Regions from separate parts of the Homo sapiens genome. Here regions 1 and 2 are each linked to region 3. The links are chromatin contacts, found by Hi-C or POLR2A ChIA-PET in ENCODE. All regions are on one chromosome and are shown on one strand. Each heading gives the region's core, a stretch centred on a gene start or an enhancer-like site at or near the end of the contact. The rest is flanking DNA. Distances are from core to core; before and after follow the strand shown.

Evidence for each region. Hi-C counts contacts between places; a loop is a spot of excess contacts on that map. ChIA-PET counts read pairs that join two places held with the same protein, here RNA polymerase II (POLR2A). Pooled maps may share reads with other maps.
Region 1: a loop to region 3 is called in a pooled map, with 4 times the contacts of the local background. The contact joins the promoter of ELOB here to the promoter of TEDC2 in region 3. A Hi-C loop is called at or near these places in 2 of 50 pooled maps. POLR2A ChIA-PET finds 5 or more read pairs at or near these places in 3 of 52 experiments (GM12878, H1 and activated CD4-positive, alpha-beta T cell).
Region 2: a loop to region 3 is called in a pooled map, with 9 times the contacts of the local background. The contact joins the promoter of FLYWCH2 here to the promoter of TEDC2 in region 3. A Hi-C loop is called at or near these places in 7 of 50 pooled maps. POLR2A ChIA-PET finds 5 or more read pairs at or near these places in 2 of 52 experiments (H1 and OCI-LY7).

Annotation. Positions count from the first base shown.
Region 1 is chr16:2,775,982-2,778,681 of GRCh38, reverse strand. It overlaps ELOB (elongin B), which reads left to right and starts at 1,402. Exons shown (of 4, transcript NM_007108.4): 1 at 1,402-1,445; 2 at 1,555-1,689. The coding sequence starts at 1,443. RefSeq lists enhancers at 1-424, 1,072-1,211 and a silencer at 1,282-1,411.
Region 2 is chr16:2,881,889-2,884,588 of GRCh38, reverse strand. It overlaps FLYWCH2 (FLYWCH family member 2), which reads right to left and starts at 1,374. Exons shown (of 4, transcript NM_138439.3): 1 at 1,223-1,374. RefSeq lists silencers at 939-998, 1,089-1,258, 1,759-2,228 and an enhancer at 1,957-2,457.
Region 3 is chr16:2,458,707-2,461,406 of GRCh38, reverse strand. It overlaps TEDC2 (tubulin epsilon and delta complex 2), which reads right to left and starts at 1,298. Exons shown (of 10, transcript NM_025108.3): 1 at 1,237-1,298; 2 at 1,026-1,124; 3 at 714-784; 4 at 183-591. The coding sequence starts at 1,262. It overlaps LOC105371050 (a long non-coding RNA gene), which reads left to right and starts at 1,429. Exons shown (of 5, transcript NR_188689.1): 1 at 1,429-1,493; 2 at 1,571-1,694; 3 at 2,453-2,597. It overlaps CCNF (cyclin F), which reads right to left. Exons shown (of 17, transcript NM_001761.3): 17 at 2,553-2,700. RefSeq lists a silencer at 960-1,309 and enhancers at 1,690-1,779, 2,010-2,700.

The DNA.
Region 1 (2,700 bases), core at 153-2,652, 320 kb before region 3:
GAACTTCTGGGCTCAAGTGATCCACCCCCTTCAGCCTCCCAAAGTGCTGGGATTACAGGCGTGAGCCACCGCCCCCAGCCAGACACTGCGACTGAGAAAGAAATTTTAGCCTGGCCAAGAGCTCTTCCCAGCAATTACCTGTCCAATGCCTCATGACTCACGTCATGAAGAAGAGACAGGTTCTGCAGGGACTGCGATGCTGAGGACCCTGGGAGCGGGGGTAGGGGCTGCAGTGAACCGCAGTGAAGGAAGTCACACGAGGGAAGGGACTTTGGAGGACTCCCCAGGGAGGAGCCACATTCCACAAGTCAAAAGTAGCAATAACTAGAATTACAGCTTAGAAAACACAAATGCAGCGCTAAGACTTGCCGAGGTTCTACGCAGTTCAAAAACTGTTCCTCTCCCATCTACAACAGGAGGAAACTGGGCTTTGATGAGGTTAACGGCCCATGGCCACAGTCAGCAGCGGAGCCCAGGGCTGCTCCTTCGCCTCTCTAGATGCCGAGGCAAAAATCGCACCTCCACCTTCCACCCCTCTCTCAACAGCCCTCAAAGCGCAGCTCGGAGGACTGCAGGGCGGTTTGGCGTCCAGGGCCACCCTCTGGCTCATCTCTCCAACGCCGCCTCCGACACCCGCCCAGCACGACCCAGCCTGGGGTGTCTCTGCAAGGGAGAGGTCAAGTGGGGGGCCCTCACTCTCATGTAAATGTAACTTGGGGCGATGCAGGATAGTGTCCAGCATTCAGGAAACAGGGCCTTGGTGGAAAGAGCGGCCAGCCAGGAGAATCAAGTCTCTAGGCCTTTTCAGAGCCGAAATGCAGCCAAGCAGGAAGGCGGACAGGCGCCCAGGGCTCCTGGGGCAAGGAGCTGCCCCTTCCCTCCTCCTGCGAAGAGCGGTCGCCAACCGCTCCCGTGCCTCCTCTTCTAGCCCAAGGAGTTCGCCCGGGCCATCCCTAAGCCCAACAGCAGCCCCCAGGGCTCTTCACAGGTCATAAGCCCCTCTGAGCGGCGACAGTCCTCGCATCCAGCCCGGGTCAGGGAGCGGGGGTGACTGTCCCCAGCACGGCGGCCAGAAGACCCCAAATGCGGAGCCTGCCCAAGATGGCGGCCACGACTACGCCGCGACAAGACGGCCCCGAGCTCGGTGTGCCCGAGCTTGGAGCCCGCCGGACCGCACCAACACGGGGACCTCCCCTCTGCCAGTCCCAAGACGGCGCCACCGCCTCCAAAGGCCATGCCCGCCGTCGGGATGGCGGCCGCACGCCCCTCGATACCGCCCGCTTCCAGATCACTTAAAATGGCGGCGGCTGCGGGGCGGCACGGGGCGGGGCTGCGCCGGGGGAAGGGACGCGGCGCGGGGCATGCTGGGCCACGCGCGGGCTGCCGGGAACGGGGCGGAGCGCGGCTGCGCCGGCGCGTCGAGGGGAGAGGCAGCAGCCGCGATGGTGAGCGGGCGTGGGGGAGGGGCGGCCGGGCCGGGCCGGGGGCGGCGGGGGGCGGCTGGGCCGCGCGGGGGGCCCGGGCTTCGTGCTCACGCCGGCCCGCCGCCCCCAGGACGTGTTCCTCATGATCCGGCGCCACAAGACCACCATCTTCACGGACGCCAAGGAGTCCAGCACGGTGTTCGAACTGAAGCGCATCGTCGAGGGCATCCTCAAGCGGCCTCCTGACGAGCAGCGGCTGTACAAGGTGGGTCCCGCGGGCGGGCCGAGGGGAGCGGGTACCCGGCGCCGGGCACGGGGCTGACGCCTACGCTGTCCGCGATGTAAACAGTAGCGGCCGGCGACGCCTGCGGGCGCCCGAGCCGCGGGACTGGGACATCCGTTGTGCGGGTGAAGCGCGAGCTGCGCTCGCCGCGGGGATCTCCGGTCCGGGGGCGATGTTTAGACCTCGTGCCGGGCCCCGGGCGCCGAGGGCACCGTGGCATGCAACCCCTGCAACGGTATCGCCCGCGCCGTGCAGTTGACGAAATTGAGGTTCGGCTTGGTCGCTTAACCAGCCAAAGGTCATTGGCAGCGCCAGGGTTCGAACCACGACCCCTTAATCCCCACCCTTCTTCGCAGGCCCATCGGAATCACGCTGTCCCCCCGGACACTCCTTCGGGTGGAGGGTGGGGAACTCAGTGAATGCAAAGAAAGTCAGGTCCCACTCGTTCTTCACCAAGCAACCGTTTGTTATTACCTCCCGACCTCCTGCTGATGTCCTAGAAGCCCCCCTTTCCCCTTGCAAACGAACTGAGATTATTCAGTCAGAATGGCTTGGGGTTTGGGGTCTGCATTGGGGAGTCAGATGCATCAGCCTCTGATTTACGTCTCCCAACATTGTGAGGTTGTCGCCCAAGTGCATTGTTCAGATTCTAGAGCTGGAAACTGGGAAACTGACTTTTAGCTCCAGGCTCAGAGCCTCAGCTCCCATGGTCTCTAAAGGCCTTTCCTCACTCATAACTACTGGGACTTAGCAAATATTAAATGACCGTGCCTGTGCATGTCCCGTGTGCCACATGTCTACTTAGTGCTTTATGTTTCTTCCTAGCTCATTGAAACCCTCTGGTGGCCCTACGAATTGAGAATTCTGGTAATTCCTAGTTTACAGATGAGGAAACTTTGCATCAAAAGGCTCAACTACCAGCCAGCCGTGGTGGCATGGTCCTGTAGTCCCAGCTACTCTGAAGGCTGAGGCAGGAGAATTGCTTGAGCCCAG
Region 2 (2,700 bases), core at 125-2,624, 420 kb before region 3:
TAATTTTTGTATTTTTTTTTTTTTTTTTTTAGTAGAGACGGGGTTTCACCATGTTAGTCAGAATGGTCTCTATCTCCTGACCTTGTGATCTGCCTGCCTCGGCCTCCCAAAGTGCTAGGATTACAGGCGTGAACCACCGCGCCCGGCCTGTGTTGCTTTAAGCCACCTTATTTGTTAGGACAGCAACAGGAAACTAATACAAGGTTCAATCCCTCACTGACGATGTTCTGGACGACAGGACCCCTGCCTGGTGCCTCATGGTGGACCCACAGAATCATCTTCATACGCACGGGGGAGAAACATCACTAATGTCCACCAGCACCGGCATCCTCAGCCGCGAGGACAAATCCCTTACCCTCCCAGCAGGTTTCATCTGCGTAACGGAAATAGTGGTGAATTTATCAGGGGCTGTTAATAGATGACAGGCAAGGGTGAAGTCATCGCAAAAGTTCCCAGACGATATGGACAGCTGCTCCCCAATAATTACTGCTCCACGCAGTCCACAGCGGGGCTGTTATTGACCCCGACAGGATGACGGGACACTAAGGTGTGCAGTACACGTCCTCACAGGGAGATTTAAAAAACCGGCAGTGACCCCTGCCCCAAGAAGGCCAAGAACTGCTACTCTAAGGTGTGCAGCGCGGAGCTTCCCCACCATGGCAATTTCAGCCATGGCAGCTCCTTCCCCTAATCACCAGGGCTCAGAATCTTTATTTCACTCCTTTACCCAATGCAATTGGCATCAAACGCGGGCTGGGCTGCGCCCAAATGGTCCCAGCTCCCCGGCTCTCTCCTCTCTCAAGAATACCCACACCCTGAGGCCCCGAGTGTCTCCCCCGCCCCAGTATCTCACGCCTCCAACTCGCTGCCGTCCCTGCAGGGACCTCCCGAGCTGCAACCGTGGGACGAGGCCGGCGGGGGTTGGGGGGTGCCGGGAAGGCAGCGCTGGGCGCGGCGGACACGGCCAGGGACCGGCGGGCGAGTGCGGACCTCCTTCGTGTGGGGGTGTTGAGGCTTTGGACAAGGGACTGGAGGGGGTGGGGAAGGAGGGGCGAGAGGCAAAGAGGGAATCGCGGGAGACCCCACAGGAGGCGGCCTGAGCACCAGGACGCGGACCCCTCCTCAGCACCCGCAGCCCTCGGGACCCCCGAGAGAGCCGGGCCGGGGACTCGTCCATGCCGAGGACGCAGGACCCTCCCCGCCCGCCAGGGCCCGTCCTCACCGACGACAGCGGTGCCCTCCCTCTCCGGCGACAGCGCCGCGGCGGGTCCCTCAGCCTCCGCGCCAAGGGCCCCAGCCTCAGCTCGCGCTGTTACCTCAAGCCGGGGTCACAGCGCGAGCATGCGCAGCAAGGCCGCGGGTGCCCTGTCTTCTGGCTGGGGCCGCTCCTCCGCGTCTTGCCCGTGCGGCGTAGAGCTGGCGTCCGGCCAATCGGAGGGCGGAGGCGGGGCCAAAATTCAGTAAGGGGGCGGGGACACCCGGGATTGAGTGTCGCCGTCAGGGGCGGAGCCTCGGGGGACCTGCGGCCTGGATCCGGGTTGCGGGCGAGGTTATCCCAGCACCAGTGGGTTGGGCTTCACTGCGACCCCCGGGCTTCCTCACGGATTTGACTCCGGCTCTCTGCGGGGAAAACTGGAGCATTTGTTTAAAGGTTTTGCTCTCCCCCGTCGCGATACCGAGCGTGCGGAGGGAAGGTGTTTAGGCTCATGGAAGCCACTGCCTTGCTTTAAGCTCTGCATCCTTGACGACGCAGCAGCCTCATCCGCGCCATTGGTCCAGCCCTCGTCTATTAGTTTAGCCCCTGCCCATTGGTCCAGCCCTCGCCCAATAGTCCCGCCCTCTCTCTGTAGTTCAGCCCCTGTCCATTCATCCTTTCTCGTTATTGGTCCAGCCCTGGCCCATTGGGCCCACCCGTGCCCACGGGCCCCGCCCTCTCCGTGCCCAACCACGTTCACCCGGCCCAAGGGGTGCCCGGGACACTCGCCATCCTCCAGCCACCCACTGCAGTGGGACTGGGCTGGGTCCGGGCACAGGGAGCTGTGGGGCCCTGGGCGCTGCTTTCCTGGGACACTTGGCTGCAGCGTCCAGAGCGGCCCCCGCACAGCCCCCTAGGCTCACCGCGGCTCTCCCAGCCCCGCGGGGTCGCCCCCACTACCCCGGCCACCTTGGTCCCCCTAAGCCTGGCTCCGCGCCCCGCCCCCCTCGCTCTAAAGCGGCCGCTGAATGTGCCACCGCCCCAGGGCTCCAGGGTCCAGGTCGAGATCCTCTGGGGCCTCCCGCACCTTCCGCCTTCTCACGTCCGAATGCCAGCGTCGCTGCACGCCCTTCCTCTGCCCTGCCCCTCCCGGCCCTGGCTCTGCAGGTCTCTGAATCCCACCGTGGACTCCGCTACCAAGGCTCCCGCTGCCCCCATCCCACTATCCTATCTCCCCGGGCATTGTCTGGTGTCATTCAAGGCCTTTGTGCTTTTTTTTTTTTTTTAGAAACGAGAATTGCGCTCTGTCGCTCAGGCTGGAGTGCAGTGGCGTGATCTCGGCTCGCTGCAACCTCTGCCTCCCGGGTTCAAGCAATTCTCATGCCTCAGCCTACTGAGTAGCCGGGATTACGGGCGCCCGCCACCACGCCCGGCTAATTTTTGTACTTTTAGTAGAGACGGGTTTCACCATGTTGGCCAGGCTGGTATTGAACTTCTGACCTCAG
Region 3 (2,700 bases), core at 49-2,548:
GCCAACCTGGACACCACCACACAGCTGCTTCATTCTGCCAGCTTCTGAGCATGAGCCTCAGGGGTATGCCACAGGGCTCGATGCCCTGCCTTCCCTGTCACCCCAAATCCCAGGCTCCTTGCTAGCCAGGGTCTGAGGAGGCAGAGACAGAAGTCCCTCCAGTGAGGGTCCGGGAAACCTACCCCTTCTCCTTGAGTGTGAAGGCTTCTGGGGCCTGAGGAGCAGCGGATGGGGCCATTTGCTGGTCCCTGAGGCCCGCCCCAGGCCTGGGGGTTCGGGCTCCCATCCCAACACGGGTCCCATCCCCCACTGACAGCAGCCGGCGCTCAGGGTGGCCCTTGGCAGGCACCGTGGTCTGGCGGAGGCCCTTGGTGGGTCTCGTGTCTGAAGCATGGCCACCAGCTTGGCCTGGGGAATGCGGTGGGGCGGAGGCTGTCGTGCCAGAAGAGGTGACAATGGACCTAGATTTCAGGCTGGGGGCCTTGTCTCTCTCTCCGGCCTTAGTGATGCCTCTTCGAACTCGTACAGCCTTCTCCAGTGCCTGGGTCAGAAACTCCAACTCTTTGAGGTCTTGTGGACTGGGTGTGCATGCTGTGAAAGCCAAGAATTATGCAGGGATCTCTCCCCACTGTCCCCCAGGAGGGTTCCTCACAACTGCACGCCAGCAGACAGGCCAGAGCAGCACCTGGAGAAGGCGGGTGGTGGAGGTTTACCTGGAAGGGGGTCCTCTCCATTAGTTTCTGGCCCTGGAGGTGGCTTCAAAGCCCGGGTCCCAGTTGGTTCCCTGCAAAGACACGGGCAGCCGTCGCACGGCCAGGAGGCAGGGCCCAGCCCAAACAGACCCGAGGGGGCCGCCGGGCCCCGCGGCAGGCCCCCAGCTCAGAGCCTGCAGGGTAAGGAGGGTGGCACTGACAACCCACAGCTCCGAAGTGGGCGGCTGCGCCCGGTCTCCCAGCCCTGGGCGCTCGGGGCGGGACTCTGAGGGCCCGAGGGAGGTCTGGCCAGTGGGTCCGGGGTCCGCGTACCAGGCATGCAGCAGCCGACGGCAAACGCGCAGGCTCTGCTCCAATTGCAATTGTCGCTGTGCGCAGGCGTCCAGGGCGCCCTGCAGCTCGGCCACCAGCCTGGGGGACGCACCGGCGGCTCAGCACCTCGGCCAGCGTCGGGCCTCGGGCCCCGCGCCTGGCTACCGGCCCGCCCGCATCCTCCCACCCCCTCCTGCCGCGCAGGCCTCACCGGCGCGAGCAGCCCGCCGGCAGCATGAAGGCGGCGGCGTCTCCTTGCAATTTGCCGCCTCTGAAGAGCCACGCCCCTTCCGGGAGGGAAGGCCGCCCCTTCCCGGCCGGGCTGCCCAATCCTGAACCGGGGCTCAGGGGCCGCCCCCGAAGCTTTCTCTCCCTCCTTGCGGGCAAGCCTCAAGCCCCGCCCACTCCTGCCTCCCAGGTCTGACGGGGACTCCGGCTCGGAGCTGGGCCCCCGAGGCCGCCAGGGAGGTGACTGCGGGCGACGCCGGGATTTTGGTTTGGGTAACTGGGTAGATGGGGGCGCCATTATCGCGCTTCTCTTGCAGGGGGCCGGTGAAGGTTATACGAGAGGCTCCATCTGTCCTTATTGAAAGTGCTCTTAACGCAGGGACCAGCCGTCTTGCTGACGCCTGGGCCACCGAGCACAGGGACAGGACGGGGTTGCTGGAGGTGAGGATTCCGCGTGTCAGGGGCGGGGATGAAGGAGGAGAAAGTGTTCACTTTTGGACATGTGACGTGATAGCACTGGGCAGAGGGGAGGAAGCTCAGACCTTGGAGCAGTGGGCCAGGCGAGGTGGCCCCTGGTGGGGCAGGGGACGGGTAGGGACAGATCACGGGGCCCACGCAATGGCCAGGGAGGTGGAGGAGCAGTAGGACAGTGTCACAGAGGCAACAGGAGGCTGTCACGGGAGGGAGTGGGTCACAGGCCAAGTGCTGCTGAGGCCTCGGCGGTGTACACAGCACAGCAGGGGGGCGGGGGTACAGGGCCTTCGGTGATGCGGGGGACACCTGAGGGAGGAAGTGAGGAAGGCAGCAGGGCCCCATGTAGTTGGTGTTAACAAGAATAAACAATTAGGGGGCAAGAAATCCCAGGCGGTAGCTGAAAGAAAAACAGAGCCTGGGGTTGCTGTTTAAAGATGGGACAGGTGAGTCCATTCCATAGTCGTTAATGGGAAGGTGCCATCGCAGAGGGGAAGGAGGGCACAAAGGGAGTTGTCAGGGAGGTTGGGACCCAGGCAGCTCTGGCCCAGCGCTCCGGGTGGGCCCCTCCATCAGCGGTGGGGGAGGGTGACGGTGGCCCTGCCTCCCTGGAGATTCTCTGTGAAGGAGGAGGCAGGGAAATGCTCAGTCAGCAGGTGGGTGATGCAGGAACCCACCCACCACAGGCAGGCGGGGCCAGGTCCCCCTGGAGTGGTTTCCTCCTTCAGGTGCAAGCTGGGAGAAAGCAGAGAACTGACTCCATGCAGAGTTGGGATTAAGAGCCCCTGGACAAGGGGCCGAGGCAGTGAAGGACGTCCATCACTCATCTGCCACTATCCTCCTCACATTTAATCCTCACAACACCCCTGTGAGGTAGGTATCATTGCCCCCCTTACAGATGAGGAAACTGAGGCTCACACATGCCCAGGGGCACACAGTCGACAGGACGGGTCTACAGTTCCAACGCTTGGGTTCT